Linked DNA regions of Homo sapiens: region 2 is linked to region 1. A link is an interaction called in ENCODE POLR2A ChIA-PET data of the cell type or tissue named here. Cell type or tissue: B cell. All regions are shown on one strand. Each heading gives the region's core, and the rest is flanking DNA. Links, peaks and the distances in the headings are about the cores only.

What was found. Peaks named below come from ENCODE experiments on the same cell type or tissue, not always from the same donor. Only the 100,000 strongest peaks of a DNase experiment are listed, where the experiment ranks them.
Region 2: POLR2A ChIA-PET joins it to region 1 with 5 read pairs; 4 of 35 experiments call an interaction of 5 or more read pairs at or near these places.

What each region holds. Positions count from the first base shown.
Region 1 is chr1:174,263,577-174,273,021 of GRCh38, forward strand. It overlaps RABGAP1L (RAB GTPase activating protein 1 like), which reads left to right. Exons shown (of 26, transcript NM_001366446.1): 8 at 8,838-8,904. Among named protein-coding and RNA genes, the nearest start is that of RABGAP1L, 110 kb to the left of the region's middle. In B cell, for the core only: no CTCF peak of the experiment used is centred there; no DNase peak of the experiment used is centred there; H3K27ac peaks cover 362 bases.
Region 2 is chr1:174,171,356-174,180,800 of GRCh38, forward strand. The region is part of intron 1 of RABGAP1L (RAB GTPase activating protein 1 like); the gene reads left to right. Among named protein-coding and RNA genes, the nearest start is that of RABGAP1L, 17 kb to the left of the region's middle. In B cell, for the core only: no CTCF peak of the experiment used is centred there; a DNase peak (open chromatin) is centred at 3,505.

The sequences.
Region 1 (9,445 bases), core at 4,460-6,959:
TAATCTTTTTACTGTCACAGTAATGGCAAGGAAAAAACAACTATTATTTCTACCGTATGTTTATTTCCATTCCACGCACAGCCTTTTTCTTACTAAAGCAAGAAACCCTGCAAAGTAGATTATCTTTTATTTACTTTTTTTTTTTTAACGGGGAGTAGGGAGCTAAAGCATTTTATTTTGCCTTGCTATGAGATCTAGCTTATAATTGGCAACACAAGTATTTGAATCAAGACCATCTTGCTATTCTTCCTAAAGCCTTTTCATTTGACTCTTCTGTATGACTTTCTTTCTTTTTTGGGGGGCCGGGGGATGTTTACAGGGGTCAGTATTAAGTACCTATAAATAGGATATGATTATTTTATTTCTTTAGTAAATATTGTTTAGTTACTAATATTTTATCCGTATTTGTAATAGTAGCATAGTTGTTTTATTCCCTTTTCAAGATCTTTGGATCATTTGAAGGGAAGAGGGAGGAAGACTTAAAAATGTTATTTTTTTTTTAGTAGGACTTTAAGCAATTAATTAAAAGTTAAATATGTCTTATAGGTGAAATTTTGTATTTGTGCTTTAAATATTTGATTTTTAAAATTTTCAGCATATTTTAATAAATTTACTCATTCTTTTTATTTCCCTGGTATTTTTTAAATTTTGAAGTTTTATATATTTAGGTGAATTATTTCATTATTCCACTGTACTACAAGAAACTTAATTCTTTTATAATATGAAATGTCCCTGCTTTTAAGGCTAATTTTCTACTTGTATACTCTATTTTATTCCATTTTGACATCTCAAAGACATTGTTTAAGCAGTCTTTCTTCTACCACACTTGCTTGTTAGATTAGCCCATCCAGTCTCATGACTTTAAATATATCTATGACTGGATGATTCCAAATGTTTTTCTCTGACCTGAGGTCTCCAAACTTATATATTCAACAACTTCAGATCTTCATCTGGCATCTCAAAGTTAATATGTTCAAAAATCAAACTAAAAAATCAAGTTTGACACTGTCCCAAACTTGTTCCTCCTGTAATTTCTCACAGTCTTTTTAATTTGTAACTTGATCTTTCCAATTATTGTAGATGAAAAACTTGGCATTTTCAACTCCATTTTCTCTCACTCTACATCTAATTCTTCATTAAATCATATTAGTTCTACTTCCAACTATGTAAAGAAAGAAAAACCCTAGAGGAAAGGGATTAAAGAAAAAATACGAATAGAAATGGGAAAAAATATAGACTGTAGATAAAAGAAAAAAATTAGAAAAAAAAACAAAAGAAATGACAATCGAGAGAAAAAGAAATAGGAACTCCAAGTCTAATCACTAGTTTTCTTATTTTATCAAAAGTTAATGTAGGTACTTTTGCTATAAATTTTCTCATAAAATTGAATTCATCATTTTTTGCCCATGTTTTGTTCAACCCTATCTACATGTGTTTTATGAGTGATAATCAGGAATCAGTAGCCTGCAAAATGAGCCTTTATGAAGGAGAAAAATGGACTTTTGTTAATCAGCTGTAGCTGTACAGGGGAAGATATTCCTTTTCTTTATGCTTTTAGATGTTTTTGAATTGTGTTTACAAATACATTCAATTGTAAAAATACTTGTAAATTAGCACCCGTTTATTTTGATGCATATAGCTAGTATCTGCAAAAGCCCAAATAATGTATCACTATCTGAATGTCCTGTATTAGTCTTACTGAATGGAAAAGCAAAATAATTGATTTTAAATGTTTTAAGCAGGGATTAAACCATGTCAGACTTTGAAATTTATTGGTTTTCTTGTTATAATCATTTTTAATATATTTTAAAATCTGACTGTAGCTAAGTTCTCATTTTGTATTTGAAGGGAGTTAGTAAAAGTACTCATATTTGGTGGGAGGATGGCTTGAATCAGGAAGTGGAGGTTGCAGAGCTGAGATTGTGCCACTGCACTCCAGCCTGGGTGACAGAGCTGGAGCCTGTCTTGAAAAAAAAAAAAAAAAAAGTGAAGAAGGAAAGCACTCATATTTGAGTTATTCTGCATTTTAAATTTTGACCCTTTATTAATGTGAGAATTAATGGGAACATTATTGCTAAGGATGGTATGGAGGGTTTTTTTGTTTTTATTTTTGAAATTTATTCAATGAAAAATTTTAAGAACATTGACCTAAAAATATTCTTCTTTCTGTATGTTATTTTCTCTGTACTGGTATTTTTTTTTGTTTTTGAAATTTGTTGGTTGAAAATTTAAAAAAAGTGGACCTAAGATATTCTTCTTTTATAGCCTATCTGCATGTTAAATTCTCTGTACTGGTAGCAGCTCTATGGCAGTCCTAAGATCTATTTAGGTTATTTTTTTCTTGGTGATTTTTCCTAGTGTTCTAGGAAATCTAAGATAGATAGTTAGTTACATAGACAGATAGATAGATAAAACGATTTCCTACCTGATGAATGAAAAGAGTAACCAATTTTTAAATCTGGAGAGACTCCTTCTTCCTATTACTGATATCACTGAAGTTACTAGAGTGAAATTTTTAGGATAAATAGCTATAGAGTACCCTCATCTGGGTTTGAATCTTGGCTTTACAGTGATCTTGGTCAAGTTATTTAACTTCTCTGTGCTTCAGTTTGCAATTTGTAAATTGTGAATAAAACTTACCTCTTAAGATTGTGGGGAGAAGATTAGCTAGTAACTGTAAAGTGTTCACAATAATGCTTAATAAATGCATGCTATTATTACTATTAGTGGTACTATTACAACAACCACAGTTAAGATTTTAAGACTATTGGTCTTTTTTGAGTGATAATCAGAAGTAAGTAACCTGCAAAATCTGAGTAGACTGCTACCACTGGAAGGCAAAATCTTGGCTAGAGTTCTTTAGAACCTATGTGTGTATATACAGGCAGTCCTTGCTTTGTAGTTATGGTATACATTATTTTCTCTTACCGTGGTTCAGTTACAACACTAGTCTCCCAAACACATGGTTCAAATTTCTGTTACCATAGTATATTAACAGAGTAATTGCAAAACAAACTCTGCTGTTCAGTCCACAAGTCACTATATACATACATGATTAGTGACCAATCATGTCGCTTCTTCCAAAGTCTGTTGGTGATTGGTCACTGTGTATCTGTTATTCACTTTACTTACAGATAGCAAAGTATGTGGTTGTGTTGCCTCTTTGTCTCTGGTAATAAATCCATTTGACATTTTACAAAAATGGATAATCCAAAGAGGAAATTGGCCAACAAAGCTAACAGTGCTACAAAGAAATGAAAAGTCATAATGCTGAAAGTGAAATTGCATGTAATTTTAGAAGATGCACAGTCTTAGAAGATTTTAAAATGGCAACAGCAAAATGAAGACAGAATGAGACCTAGGCCTGTATAAAGTTGTGATATGAACCATATTGAAAAAGTATGATAAATTTAAAAAAATGATAAAATCACTCCAACATCCTTTAGTTTAAGTTTCACTAGGAACAGAAAGCTGCTTATGGTTTAACTGGAGCATATACTTCTGCTTTGGATTAAGACTGTAATAAACAAAAATTCCAATCAGTTTTGCTAGCATGTCAGCCAAAATACTGAAGTTAGATGCCACATCAAAAGGAAATAGTAATTATAAGGAGACTGGAGATTATGCAATTTCTTTATCTCAATTTTGGGAGAAATATGACATAAAGCATGCAGTTGAAGACATCATTTCAGGGAGCAACAATGAATATTATGTCTGTAGTATAGCAAACTTTTACTTCGCTATAGAAGTAACTTTGAAGGATATGAATAGGACACTTATGGAGATGTAGAATAAATAGCTGTCTGTGGGAGTGTTGACACTGTTGCTATTCAGTGGACTCTAGATATGCAGCCAGATGAACTTTGTGAAGATGAACTTATCAGTGTAAATAAGGAAAGTGGTTGTGATGAAAAGCATGAATGTTCCAGGGGAAATGACTCTGGCAAATTTTTCACATTAAAGGAACTCTTGGAGATACTTCACAACATTGAACATGCAAAGGATAAAGTTTGGAAGTTAATCCAAACTTAGAAAGGAATATGACAGTTTGCCAAGATAGAAAAAATACTTTGTATTGTAAATTATATGAGAAGGCAGCAAGCACTGTTCAATATATTCTTGATAAGTTTTTTTAAATAATTAAAATACTTTAATTTTTGTGCTTCAAACAACGAAGTGCTAAATAAACAATAGTTTTACTTTTTAACAATTGTCCTATATATTTATAACTGAAAGTAAGAGAGTTTTTGAAGTTTGGACAAAAATTTTTAAAGGTTACTGAAGAATCATAATTTTTCCTTTTGAAAAATATCATTTTATATGCAGTTTTGCTTATATGGTTATTTTTGTGGTTCCACACCACTGTACATAGTGACAAATGCCTGTGTATCTTTCTCTACTTCAGTCTTTTTAGTAAGGGAAATAACAGTCTCATTGACACAATAGAAGATTTGCCCAATTATCTTTTTGCTTTAGCCCCTTTGGGGAGACTGACTGAGATTCCAACTTTTATGAAATTATTTAGTTTTAGTGTTTTGCATAAAGTTTTGAAAAACTGTGATTGCATTATAGATTTTCTTATTTGCAGTTCTGTTTTTCCCTTTCTATTATGCTGTCACTTTTTCATTTTTTTTTTTTTTTGAGACGGAGTCTTGCTCTGTTGCCCAGGCTGGAGTGCACTGGTGCAATCTCGGCTCACTGTAAGCTCTGCCTCCCGGGTTCACGCCATTCTCCTGCCTCAGCCTCCTCGGTAGCTGGGATTACAGGTGCCCGCCACTACGCCCGGCTAATTTTTTTTGTATTTTTTAGTAGAGACGGAGGTTTCACCATGTTAGCCAGGATGGTCTCGATCTCCTGACCTTGTGATCTGCCCACCTCGGCCTCCCAAAGTGTTGGGATTACAAGCGTGAGCCACTGCGCCCAGCCACTTTTTCATTTTTAATAATAAAAGTTTAGTACAGCAAGAGAGCGTGTTCTTTTCCTCTCTCTCCTTCCCTACCTTCCATTTTTATCTTCATGGAGATATATGTAATTCCTAATGATTTGATAGACTAAAGGTAAAAGTTTTTAAAAAATTAGTTTCATATTGCAGGACATTAATACAACATCTGTTTTTCTCACTTTTTCCTGCAGTTAAGTCTAAAGCCGTATTAGTGATACAGAGTTTTTGGTATTTGTTCTAGAGGTTAACTTGGTGTTAAAAGCTGCTTAAAGTTCTATTTTGAGTAAACACTAAGTATTACTATGAAAGGGAGAGCTTTCTCTTCTTAATGGTAATGGTAATTATAATAATTTATAATTATCAACTGTTTTATAGTTTACAGTGCCCTTTCATCATGAGTTTTTTCTTTTCTTTTTCTTTTTTTTCTGAGACGGAGTCTTGCTCTGTTGCCCACGCTGGAGTGCAGTGGCGCAGTCTCGGCTCACACAAGCTTCGGCTCACACAAGCTCTGCCTCCCCGGTTCACGCCATTCTCTCGTCTAAGCCTCCCGAGTAGCTGGGACTACATGCGCCCGCCACCAGGCCCGGCTAATTTTTTTGTATTTTTAGTAGAGACGGGGTTTCATCTTGTTAGCCAGGATGGTCTCAATCTCCCGACCTCGTGATCCGCCCACCTCGGCCTCCCAAAGTGCTGGGATTTACAGGCGTGAGCCACTGCGCCACCGCGCCCGGCCAGGAGTTTTTTCATGTCGAGTTTACGTTGACGTAATGAACATGAAAGCAAGTATTTGTACTTCAGAAATGTGGAAAGTGAGACTTTGAGGTTTGTGATTTGCCCAGGGTCTCTCAGGGAGCTTATAGTCTTTTACTGACAGTCCTTGGCAGGCTGTAATGTAAAAGACCATATAGTTTTGTAGTGATAGACATGGGCATGAATCCCGGTCGTGTAACTTAGTAGCTATGTGGCTTTGGGCAAAACCATTGTTTTTGAAAATCAGTTTTATCGTTTGTTGTATGAAGGTTGCTTTGAAATTTAAATGTAACAGTATAGTAGAGCCTGGCTTAAAGTTAAGACATTCAATAAACAATATCTATTATTATGATAATAATTGATATAATAGCATCATCAGCTCATTCTCAGGAGGTTGATTTCAATTTTTCAGTGAAGTCAGCTATTCACTATATTATAAATTATGTTGGATGTCTCTTCTATACTTTGTTGATATTATGTACTTACAGGTATTTTAGAACGAATGATATCAGATTCTAATTGCCTGTTTACTTATTTTCCCCCCCACTATACTGTAAACTCCTTGAGAAAATAGGTGGGATAGCAATTTGCTTTTTACCTTATCTATAGAGTTAATAAGAGACTGTTGAATGCTTTGAACTCCCCAGTGAAACACTGAATACTCCTATTAGGTGTTAATGTTACTAATAATATCTATCTAATTTCTGACACATTATTCCTAATAGATCTTGCTGGCCTCCATAGGAATCCTGGTGTGCTTTAATGAAGTGTAATTTTGAAAATGACTAATACAGCTTGACAGAAAATAATTATGTAATTTAAGTGCTTAAAGTTCATGTATTATACCTTTCCTGTTTGCTAGAAGAGGGAGCAGAGTCCCAGGGGGTTAGGTGCTTTCTCTAAGGTCATGCTGGTTGGTGGCAGGGCTTTTTTTTTTTTTCCAGGCCAGGAAAAGATTAGTGCATTAAAGATTATCAAAATAAGGTGATGAGTATTGCTACTTAAGAAAAATCCAAACCTCTAAGGCTCCTTTTGCAGTACAATGTAATATAGAAATATTATGCTGAGAAAATGTGAAATTTCATCTATTTTATCATTCACCTGGAAGTGCTTGAGAAACAAATGACATTAAACTTTAACTTTTATTATAGCCATCAGAGATTACAAAAGGTAGGAGGGTGGGAGAGCGGGGTGAAGGTTGAAAGATTACCTATTGGTTACAATGTTCAGTCTTTGGTTGATGGGTACTCTAAAAGCCCAGACAGACTTTATCTCTACATAATGCATACATGTAAGAAATCTGCACTTGTAATCCTTATGCCTATAAAAATAAAAATTAAAAAAAATCTTTTTCTGCCTTAAAAAATAAAAAAATCCTTTAAATTTTCAAAAAGAACAAAAAGAAAGAGAGTATACTTTCCAAACTGTTAGCATTATTTCCTAAGGAGGCTGACAGAAGGGAGAAATTATTTTTTCTTTACATACTTTGGTATTTGTTAACTTATTATGGTGACTATATAATGGGTTTGTAATTTAAACCCTATAATATAGAACATTGTTCTTAAAACAAAAAACCATTAGAGATGCAAGCTGAAGCAAAGTATGTAGGGATGTGTGAGATAAATCTGTTCTCATTGACCTAATTTTTTAGAGAGTCAAATTTTATTTCTAAAAAAGAATTAAATCTTTTATTCTTCCTTAGCAAGAATTTAGGGCAGTAGTATAAGAAATAGTACAGTGAATTGCATGATTGATTATTATTTAATTTGTGTAGACAGTGTTTATTACAAGAATTCATAGGAGAGAGATCATAGCAGTATATAGGTGAAATTATGAATACTAGAGTATAATTATTTCTCTTGTAGATTATATTTTGTTCTCTGTATTTGAAAAGTTATCCTCAGAGCTTACCAACTTTAGCTTTGCTATGTACGTGATCATTTTTGGGTGCCAGAAGGAAGCCTTGAACAAGTGATCCTCAAGAACTTATAGGAAGTATACATTTACTCCTTACTAAGCTTACATTTGGACAGGACCAGTGATCTTGCTCATGTCAGCATTAGCCATGATACTAGGAGAGTAAACCTTTGAAAAACAACAAGGATGAGAATAACGGTTGAGTGGTTAGCTGCCACTATTTTGAAATTGAAAAAATCTTATGTTTAATATAGTTATATTCTTTACCCTTTCTATAAATTGTTACATAGCATATCTTGAAGTTTTGGGAAACTACAATAAAAACATTCTTGTGTGTGGGTATGTGTTGTTGGCAGAGGGACCCTGTGGACAGATTACATTGCTTCTCAAGTTACGAGACCTATAATATAGCAGTATGAATTTGGGTAAATTGCTTAACTTCTCTGGACTTTACTTTGCTTACATGTAAAGTGGAGTTAATAATAGCCTAACAAACATAAAAATCTTCGAGTTAGCTGAATTTTAGAGCTTATGCAAATCCTTTACAAATAAAGTGGCAGTGTTGATGGGATTCCTAAAGCTTCTCTGGCATCAGGAAGCACAGAACAATATTAAATAGTTAACAGTAAATTAATAATATGTTGGATATAATATCTTCACTAATAGCCCATTTAGTAATAAAGTTTGCATAACTTTTTTTTTTTAAAACTGAGGATATAGTATTAACATGCTACTTAGTGAACATGACTGTGGAGGGCCAGGGTAACAACAGTTTGCTTTCTTTTTAATCTGGTTTGATGCAAAGAGAGCATAGTGTCATCTTCTTATTTTTAAAAACCTCGTTTTTGGTTTAACTGGGTTAATGGATTTTGACCTATATGTTTGGAATAAGTCTAAGGCAAATAAAATCTCTTATCTCCCTAGAAACTAATTTGTATCTCAGTACCATATTTTCTTTCAATTAACAACTTATGGCCACTTTTATGGTAGTTTCTTATTGGTAATATTTTACATGCAAATAAAGATCTGGAAATTTAGATGACTTATTTCTGTGTGATTTTATTATCTATCTTCATAAATACTTATTTCTGGTGTTTTTAGAAAAAAAACTAAAGCTTATAAATACAGAGCTCAGATTGTATAGTTATTGTAAAAAGGCTTTATGCTCACTGGGCTTCTATATATTCTTGATACCTTATTTCTCCTTTTTTTCCCCCAATATTTTCAGATGTTTTGGAATGTTATTAAGCCCAGGTCGAAACGTGAAGAACAGTGACATGCATTTACTGGATATGGTAATGATAATCTTAAGCACCTTAACCAAGTATAGATGATAGTTATTTTATATTTGACAAGTATTTTCTATTTACAAATTTTGTCATATTGTCAAAATTATTTCTTGCAGCTGTGTGATAGTAATAATTAAATTTGGAAACGCAAACTTAAAATTACTTGTGAAAGAGGAATTCAGGACAATTTCCACCAAAACAGTCATATGCAACAAATAAAAGGATTGTGTTATGATAATGTCCATTTATTTTTTTGGCTTCTTAGAAAGATATCTTTTCTTTGAACCTGTAGTAACAAGTACATGATTATAACAAGCATCTCCAGAGTGAATATGGTGCCTTTCATTTATTTTAATGCACTGCTATTAATTTGAGTTTGTGATGGGTACTTTTGTTTTCTTTAAAGCGTTTCCCTTTCTGAATTTCTTCTTGATTACCTGTCCTTAGCAAAGTACACTTATACTAGGAGTAATATTTATTTAAGGAATGTCCTTAAAGGTTAATATATATTCAACAGTTGATATTTAGTGTAAAAGTAGCAAGCTAT
Region 2 (9,445 bases), core at 2,277-4,776, 94 kb before region 1:
ATACAAAACATATACAGATACAAAATCATGAAATGATTTTTATGTTTTGATACACAGATACAAAATCATGAAATGATTACTACAGTTAAGCAAATTAACCTATCCATCTCCTTCTATAATTTTTAAAATTGTGGTATAAGCATCTAAAATCTGTCTTAGCAAATTTTATATATACTATACAATATGAATAATTATAGACTTCGCGCTATACATTAGCTCTCTAGACTTATTCATCCTACATAACTGCGAGTTTGTACCCTTTGACCTACTTATTCCCATTTCGTCCCCCTCCTTTCCCCTGGTAACTGTGGCTATACTCTTGTTTCTGCGTATTCAGCTTTAAAAAAAAAAAAAAAAAAGGATTTCGCTGGGTGTGGTGGCTCACGCCTGTAATCCCAGCACTTTGGGAGGCCGAGGCAGGCAGATCACGAGGTCAGGAGTTCGAGACCAGCCTGACCAAAATGGTGAAAACCCGTCTCTACTAAAAATACAAAAATTAGCCAGGCATGGTGGCATGTGCCTGTAATCCCAGCTATTTAGGAGGCTGAGGCAGCAGAATCGTTTTAACCCGGGAGGCGGAGGTTGCAGTGAGCTGAGATTACACCACTGCACTCCAGCCTGGGCGACAGAGTGAGACTCCATCTAAATAAATAAATAAATAAAAAGTAAAAAAAAGGATTTCATATATAAATGAGATCATGTAGTGTCTTTCTTTTTGTGTCTGGCTTATTTCATTTAACATAGTGTCCTCCAGGTTCATCTATGTTGTTTCAAATGACAGTATCTCCTTTTTTTTTTTTTAAGGCTGAATAATATTCCCTTGTGTGTGTGTGTGTGTGTGTGTGTGTGTGTGTGTGTGTGTATATATGCCACAAATTCTTTATCTGTTCATCTTAGGACAGACACTTAGGTTGTTTCCATAATCTAGGCTATTGTGAATAATGCTGCAATGAATATGTGAAAGCATATATCTCTATGAGGTGCTGATTTCAGTTTCTTTGGGTGTATACCCAGCAGAGGGATTGCTGGATCATAGGCAGTTCTATTTTTAATGTTTTGAGGAACTTCTATACCATTTTCCGTAATGTCTGTGTAGCAATTTACATTTTCAACAACAGTGTACAAGGGTTTCCTTTTCTCCACACTTTGGCCAACACTTTTGTCTTTTTGATAATAGCCATCCAAACAGGTGTGAGGTGATAGCTCATTGTGGTTTCGATTTGCTTTTCCCTGATAATTAGTGATGTTTTCAGTGCTTTTTCATATACCTGTTGGCCCTTTGTATGTCTTCTTTGGAAAAATGTCTCTTTAGGTTCTTTGCCCATTTTTTAATTGGGTTATTTCGTTTTGTTTTGTTTTTTGCTGTTGAGTTGTGAGAGTTCCTTATGTATTTTGGATATTAACCCTTTACCAGATACATAGTTTGCAAATATTTTCTCCCAGTCCATAGGCTGCCTTTTCATTTTGTTGTTTGTTTTGGAGAAGCTTTTTAGTTTGATGTAGTCCTACTTATTTATTTTTGCTTTTGTTGTTTGAGCTTTTGGTGTAGTATCCACCAATATCATTGCCAAGGCCGAACAATATCAGGGAGCTTTTCCCTTGTGTTTTCTTCTAGGGGTTTTAAGGTTTTATTATAGATATTAGTGTTTACTTCTTTAAGCTATTTTAGCAAACATTCTTTAAATGTCAGTTGCACTTAGATTGAATATAAATATATAATTATCTGAGTAAGATGCAGCTATGGTGTTTTGCTTTTTCCCCTCCAAGTTAAAAAGATTTTTTTTTTTTTTTTAAGATGGAGTCTCACTCTTGTTGCCCAGGCTGGAGTGCAATGGCATGGTCTCGGTTCACCGTAACCTCTGCCTCCCAGGTTCCAGTGATTCTCCTGCCTCAGCCTCCCGAGTAGCTGGGATTACAGGCGTGCACCACCATGCCCGGCTAGTTTTGTATTTTTAGTAGAGATGGCGTTTCTCCATGTTGGTCAGGCTGGTCTCAAACTCCCAACCTCAGGTAATCTGCCCACCTCAGCCTCCCAAAGTGCTGGGATTACAGGCGTGAGCCACAGCACCCGGCTGTTAAAAAGATTTTTTAGAGGATGGGGTGGGTGAAGTGGCTTACTATTACATTATTACATACTTGGTTCTTAATGCATTTCTTATGACTTCCTCTCAAATTTGGATTTCCTGAGTGTGCATTTTGAGAAGAAACTTAATATCATTATATATATGAAAGGTCATTTTAATTTTATGTAGTAAGTTTATGGCTTTTTATACAGTTGGTTTCATTCTCTGTCGTTTTTTTTTCAACAAGTATTTATTTATAAGGTAGAATATGGGTTTTGTGCTGGAGAAGCAGAGATGAGAGATTGTTGAAGAGCTGACAGTCTTATTGGGGAAACAGATGAATAGAGAGTGGCAAGGAAGGGGCACCACAAGGTGTGTCTTCAGAAGGATATGTAAACTGATCTGGGTTTCAAGTAAGGCTGTCTGGAATATCTGAGTTGAGTTTATAGAAAGCAAGAGGGATATTTTAGATATAGGTATGAAACTTTGAAATAGTAAGTCTTTACCTATCTAGACTCAGTGGCAGTACCTCATCTCTCTGAAACATTACAAAAGCCCCCAAATAGTTGTCAGTTTAATAAGAAATTCTTTATAAATAAAGCTCTTTAGGCTGTCGCTGAGAGCTTATTTTTACTTTATATATGATACTTAAGGTTTCTAAGGTTGTAGTAGATTAAGGAGGAATAATTTACAAGCAGCAAGATGCTGCAATAAACATACTGATAACAAGACAGATTTCTGACAACATGATAGCAATGAAGAAATTGGAAAAAAAATACACACACACACACACACACACACACACACACACACACAACTGAATAAGTCATAGATAATACAAGGAAAACATCCTTGGACAACTAAATTAGCTTTAAGGGTATCAAATGTATTTGTAATACTATAGAATAATAATGAAAGTTTGCTGTGCTCTCTGTTACCAAGAAGACATGAAATATATGTCCTGTATAGTATATATATTAGTTAGGATTCTTCAGAGAAACAGAACCAATAGGATAGCTATGTGTAGATACAGATCTGTTGGAATTGGCTTACACAATTATGGAGGCTGAGAAATCCCGTGATAGGCCGTCTGCAAACTAGGGAACTAGGGAAACCAGTAGCTCATTTCAAGTCCAAAGGCCTGAGAACCAGCAGAGCCAACATTGTATTAGGTTGGTGCAAAAGTGATTGAGGTTTTTGCAAAATAACTCTCAATTCGAGGCTGAAGGCTGAAAAACTAGGGGGCTGCTGATGCAAGTCCTGGAGTCCAAAGGCTGGAGAACCTGAAGTTCTGAGGTCAGAGGGCAAGAAAGACAAATGTCTGAGCTCCAGAACAGAGAGTGAGTGAATTTGCCCTTCCTCTGCCTTTTTGTTTTATCTTATCCCCCAGCAGATTGGATGGTGCCTGCCCACACTGGGTAAGGGTAGATCGTTCTTACTCAGTCTATTGATTCAAATGGCAGTCTCTTTGGGAAACACCCTCATAGGCAAATGCGGAAATAATGCTTTTACTAGCTATCTGGGTATCCCCTAGTTTAGTCAAGTTGACAACTAAAACTAGCTATCACAGTAAATTTATGAAGGTGTCAAAGTATTTATATTACTAAGATTTTTAAAATATGAAATAGGATGAAAACCAGGGGGTAAACTTAGTACAGTTATCAAATTGTTTTTTTCAGCATGATTGATTTCTAAAAGGCTTTGAATAACCATAGATTTAATTTTCTTGTATATGACACAGACCAGTAGATTATGGAATGCTAGACATTGTTCAGTACAATATTATATAACTGTAGTTAGAAATTACTTAGATACCAGAGTTATGGTTCTTAACCACTTGGGTACCAAGAATTTTTAGAGAGCATGAACCATGTCGTCTTTTTGTTCTGGATGGCATGAAGTTGGGGTCTGAGCATAGATATCATCTTAAAAAGCCTTTCTTGAGACTGTGGTCTCTGTTAGAAATCTCTCATTTGTGCTTTTAAAGCATTCAGTTTTCCTCTTTGTTGTCATACTAATCACATTGTATTGCAACTTGCCTGTTTCTGCATTAGACTACAGGCTTTCTTTTTTCTTTTTTTTTTTTTTTGAGACAGAGTCTTGCTATCTTGGCTCACTGTAACCTCTGCCTGCTGGGCTCAAGCAGTTCTCCTACCTCAACCTCCTGAATAGGGACTACAGGCACGTGCCACCACGCCCGGCTACTTTTTTTTTTTTTTTTTTTTGAGACGGAGTCTTGCTCAGTTGCCCAGGCTGGAGTGCAATGGTGCGATCTCAGCTTACTGCAACCTCTGCCTCCCAGGATCAAGCGATTCTCCTGCCTCAGCCTCCTGAGTAGCTGGGATTACAGGCACCCACCATCATGCCTGGCTACATTTTGTATTTTTGTAGAAATGGAGTTTCACCATGTTGGCCAGGCTGGTCTTGAACGCCTGACCTCAGGTGATCTGCCCTCCTTGGCCTCTCAGAGTGCTGGGATTAGAGACATGAGCCACCGTGCCCAGCCAGTATTACTTAATTCTTATAATAGTCCTGTATTACTAACAGTTTAGCGAGAAGACAGCATTGTTTTAGATTTTGCAAACCTGTGTAATGTCTGGCTTTGTAGAAGACAGACAAATTCTCATATTTGTCACTGCATTCACCCTATTGCAGTATGCTTTTTGGGTTGAAATATCCAAAGAAAAGCTGGCCTCATATGTAGCTTGTAAAGGGAGGAGTATTTTAATAGTCTTTTAAGGTAATGTTGATATTTTTCTTTCATATCACACCAGAATTCTACAGTTGGTAGTTTTATATTAATGGTTAGTTGCCATGTAAAATCTTACATCACATTAATGAACTTTTTGTAACCTGTTACATTTAAAATCCACTGGTCTGTCTTGCAGTTTGAATGGATCTTTTATCTATGTGTAATTTTATAACTCGTCATTTGTAAGGCATTGGTTCACTGATTTATGCAGATCTTTATAATATTGGCACATCTTATTATACAATATAAAGAAGTCAAGCTGGGCATGGTGGCTCACGCCTGTAATCCTAGCACTTTGGGAGGCCGAGGCGGGCGGATCGCTGGAGCTTAGGAGTTCAAGATTAGCCTGGGCAACATGGTGAAACGCTGTCTCTACCAAAAATACAAAAAACTTAGCCAGGCATGGTGGCACATGCCTGTAGTCCCAACTACTTGGGAGGCTAAGATGGGAGGATCACTTGAGCCTAGGAGGCGGAGGTTGCAGTGAGCTGACATGGCACCACTGTACTCCAGCATGGACAACAGAGGGAGACCCTTTTTCAGAAAAAAAAAAAAAAAAAAAAAAAAAAAAAAAAAGGTCAACATTTGTTAATACTGCCATCAGTGTCATCAGAAAAGTCTTCTAAGGGCTGGGCATGGTGGCTCACGTGTGTAATCCCAGCACTTTGAGAGGCTAAGTCAGGCAGATCATTTGAGTCAGAAGTTTGGGACCAGTCTGACCAACATGGTGAAACCTTTACTGAAAATACAAAAAAATTAGCTGGGCATGGTGGTGGGCGCCTGTAATCCCAGCTACTCGGGAGGCTGAAGAAGGACAATTGCTTGAACCCAGGAGGTCAAGGTTGCAGTGAACTGAGATAACACCACTGGACTCCAGCCTGGGCGACAGAGTGAGACCCTCTCTCAAAACAAAACAAAACAAAACCAACAGTGTAAAACGTTCCTGTTTCTCCACAGCCTTGCCAGCATCTGTTGGTTCCTGACTTTTTAATAATTACCATTCTAACTGGCGTGAGATGGTATCTCATTTTGGTTTTGATTTGCGTTTCTCTAATGACCAGTGATGATGAGCTTTTTTTCTTATGTTTGTTGGCCGCATAAATGTCTTCTTTTGAGAAGTGTCTGTTCATATCCTTCGCCTACTTTTGATGGGATTGTTTGTTTTTTTCTTGTAAATTTGTTTAAGTTTCTTGTAGATTCTGGATATTAGACCATAGTTAGATGGGTAGATTGCAAAAATTTTCTCCCGTTCTGTAGGTTGCCTATTCACTCTGATGATAGTTTCTTTTGCTGTGCAGAAGCTCTTTAGCTTAATTAGATCCCATTTGTCAATTTTGGGTTTTATTAAAATTGCTTTTGGCGTTTTAGTCATGAAGTCTTTGCCCATGCCTATGTCCTGAATGGCATTGCCTAGGTTTTTTCCTAGGGTTATTATGATTTTGGGTTTTACATTTAAGTCTTTAATCCATCTTTAGTTAATTTTTGTATAAGGTGTAAGGAAGGGGTCCAGTTTCAGTTTTCTGCATATGGCTAGCCAGTTTTCCCAACGCCATTTATTAAGTAGGGAATTCTTTCCCCATTGCTTGTTTTTGTCAGGTTTGTCAAAGATCAGCTGGTTGTAGATGTGTGGTGTTATTTCCGAGGTCTCTATTCTGTTCCATTGGTCTGTATATCTGTTTTGGTAGCAGTACCATGCTGTTTTGGTTACTGTAGCCTTGTAGTATAGTTTGAAGGCAGGTAGCATGATGCCTCCAGCTTTGTTCTTTTTGCTTAAGGTTGTCTTGGCTATATGGATTGTTTTTTGGTTCCATATGAAATTTAAAGTAGTTTTTTCTAATTCTGCAAAGAAAGTCAATGGTAGCTTGATGGGAATAGCATTGAATCTATAAATTACTTTGGGCATATGGCCATTTTCACGACATTGATTCTTCCTATCCGTGAGTATGGACTGTTTTTCCATTTGTTTGTGTCCTCCCTTATTTCCTTGAGCAGTGGTTTGTAGTTCTCCTTGAAGAGGTCCTTCATGTCCCTTATAAGTTGTATTCCTAGTTATTTTATTCTCTTTGTAGCAATTGTGAATGGCCTGATTTGGCTCTCTGCTTGTCTGTTGGTGTATAGGAATGCTTGTGATTTTTGCACATTGATTTTGTATCCTGAGACTTTGCCGAAGTTGCTTATCAGCTTAAGGAGTTTTTGGGCTGAGATGGGTGGTGGCAGTATAAATTAGTTCAGCCATTGTGGAAGACAGTGTGTCAATTCCTGAAGGATAAAGAACCAGCAATACCATTTGACCCAGCAATCTCATTACTGGGTATATACCCAAAGGATTATAAATCATTCTGCCATAAAGACAGATGCACACGTATGTTTATTGCAGCACTATTTACAATAGCAAAGACTTGGAATGAACCCAGGTGCCCATCAGTGATAGACTGGATAAAGAAAATGTGGCACATATACACCATGGAATACTATGCAGCCATAAAAAAGAATGAGTTCATGCCCTTGGCAGGGACATGGATGAAGCTGGAAGCCATCATTCTCAACAAACTAACAAAGGAACAGAAAACCAAACACCGAATGTTCTCACTCATAAGTGGGAGTTGAACAGTAAGAACACATGGACCCAGGCAGGGGAACATCACATACTGGGGCCTATTGGGGGTTGGGAGGCAAGGGAAGGGAGAGCATTAGGAAAAACAGGTAATGCATGCAGGGCTTAAAACCTAGGTGACGGGTTGATAGGTGCAGCAAACCACCATGGCACATGTATACCTATGTAACAAGCCTGCACATTCTGCACATGTATCCCAAAACTGAAAGTAAAACAAACAAAAACAAAACAAAACAAAACAATCCCAGAAAAGTCTTTTAAGTAGTGTGAGGCTGTTAAGCTAGTTTTTTTTTATTTTTTATTTTTCAAGAGACAGGGTCTTGCTGTGTTGCCCAGGCTGTACTCAAACTCCTGGGCTCAAGCGATCCTCTTGCCTTAGCCTAAGCTGATTTTTTTTTTTGCTTGAAGCTAAAATTTTATCATTGGCAACAAATACTGTCAGTTGTTTTCTTCGAATTGACTGTGTTAGCTTGTTCCATTGAGAGAAAATGTCTTCCAAATACCCAAGTCCTTACAACTATAGTTTGTCAGTTAGTTGTTCTTTAAAGTAAAAATGGTACTCTGTGAAGAAAATGGTTAATTTAACTTGCCACTCAAACAATTGCACAAGTGCATTTTCTTCTGAAAACTATTATACTTTGGTGTGCAGCAGAAATACTTTGTGTATTTCCTACTTTGTCACATAGAATGTTAAAAAGATGTGTGCTCAAAAGGTTGGAGATAATTTTTACTGTTTCATTAAAGACAGTCTTAGCACGTGCACACACACACACACACACACACACACACACACACACACTTTTTAACTGAGCATATATGGTTGTACAGTGACTACCAGTATACTTTGGTGCTGCTGTTTCATTTGTGTTAAGACACCAGCAATCTTACCCACCATTGCTTTTGCATCATCACATTAGCACAGTGAAAAAAGCAAATAATGTCTCAGTATTATTAGGAAAATTGCTCTGACCTTATGAACTCTCTGAAAGGGTCTTGGGGGACTTCTGGGGTCCATGGACCACACTTTGGGAATAGCTGGAATAGAGCAAGCCCTGTATAAGCCCAGCAATTTGTTGTTCAATGTTACTTTTTCATCTTATGTATGCATTTAATGTAGAAAATAATATGTTAGTAGTATTCAAGAATTTGGACATTTGTTAAAGTCTCAGAATATATTCCTTGGAGATAGCAAGAGTATGCTGGAGCAAACATTTTTTAAATAACTTCATTGAAACATGTTTTATAATGCATATTCTTAAGACTCTTCTTCCTAAAAGGAATAAAGAATTAGTTGAGATTTCCATAAGGGATACCTTTATATCAGTTGCTAAGTTCAGGGTACTGATCCTGTATAAGAATAGCTTCCAATTCAGATCTATAAACAACAAAATAGTTTAGTGAAAACACACACACAGGATTTGGAGTGGCAGAGAACTAGTAGTTCTAGAGCCAGACAGACCTGGTTTGAACCCTGACTCCACTGTTGTAACCTTGGGCAAGTTGGTGTGACCACACTGTCATTTCTTAGCACTCTTTACTGCCGCTTTATATGTTCTTGAGGTCTTTCATTAGTACTAGAATAATGATACAATGATAGTGATGCATGTAATCATGACAATTGGAAACTTGCTATTTCCTCCATTAGCTAAAATTTGAAAGCCATAATTGATAAACTTTGCTTAAGTTGTACATTTTTTTGAGATAAGGTCTCACTCTGTCACCTACCTTAGAGTACAATAGTGTGATCATAGCTCACTGCAGCCTTGAACTCCTGGGCTCAAGGGATCTTCCTGCCTTAGCCTCCCAAGTGGCTGGGACTGAAGGCATATGCCACCACGCCTGGCTAATTTTTTATATTTTTTTGTAGAGACAAGATCTCGCTTTGTTGCCCAAGCTGGTCTCGAACTCCTGGGCTTCAGTTATCCTCGTGCCTTGGCCTCCCAAAGTGCTAGGATTACAGGCATGAGCCACCGCATCTGGCCAAGTTTTACTTTTATTTTGTGAAAATAGTACCTG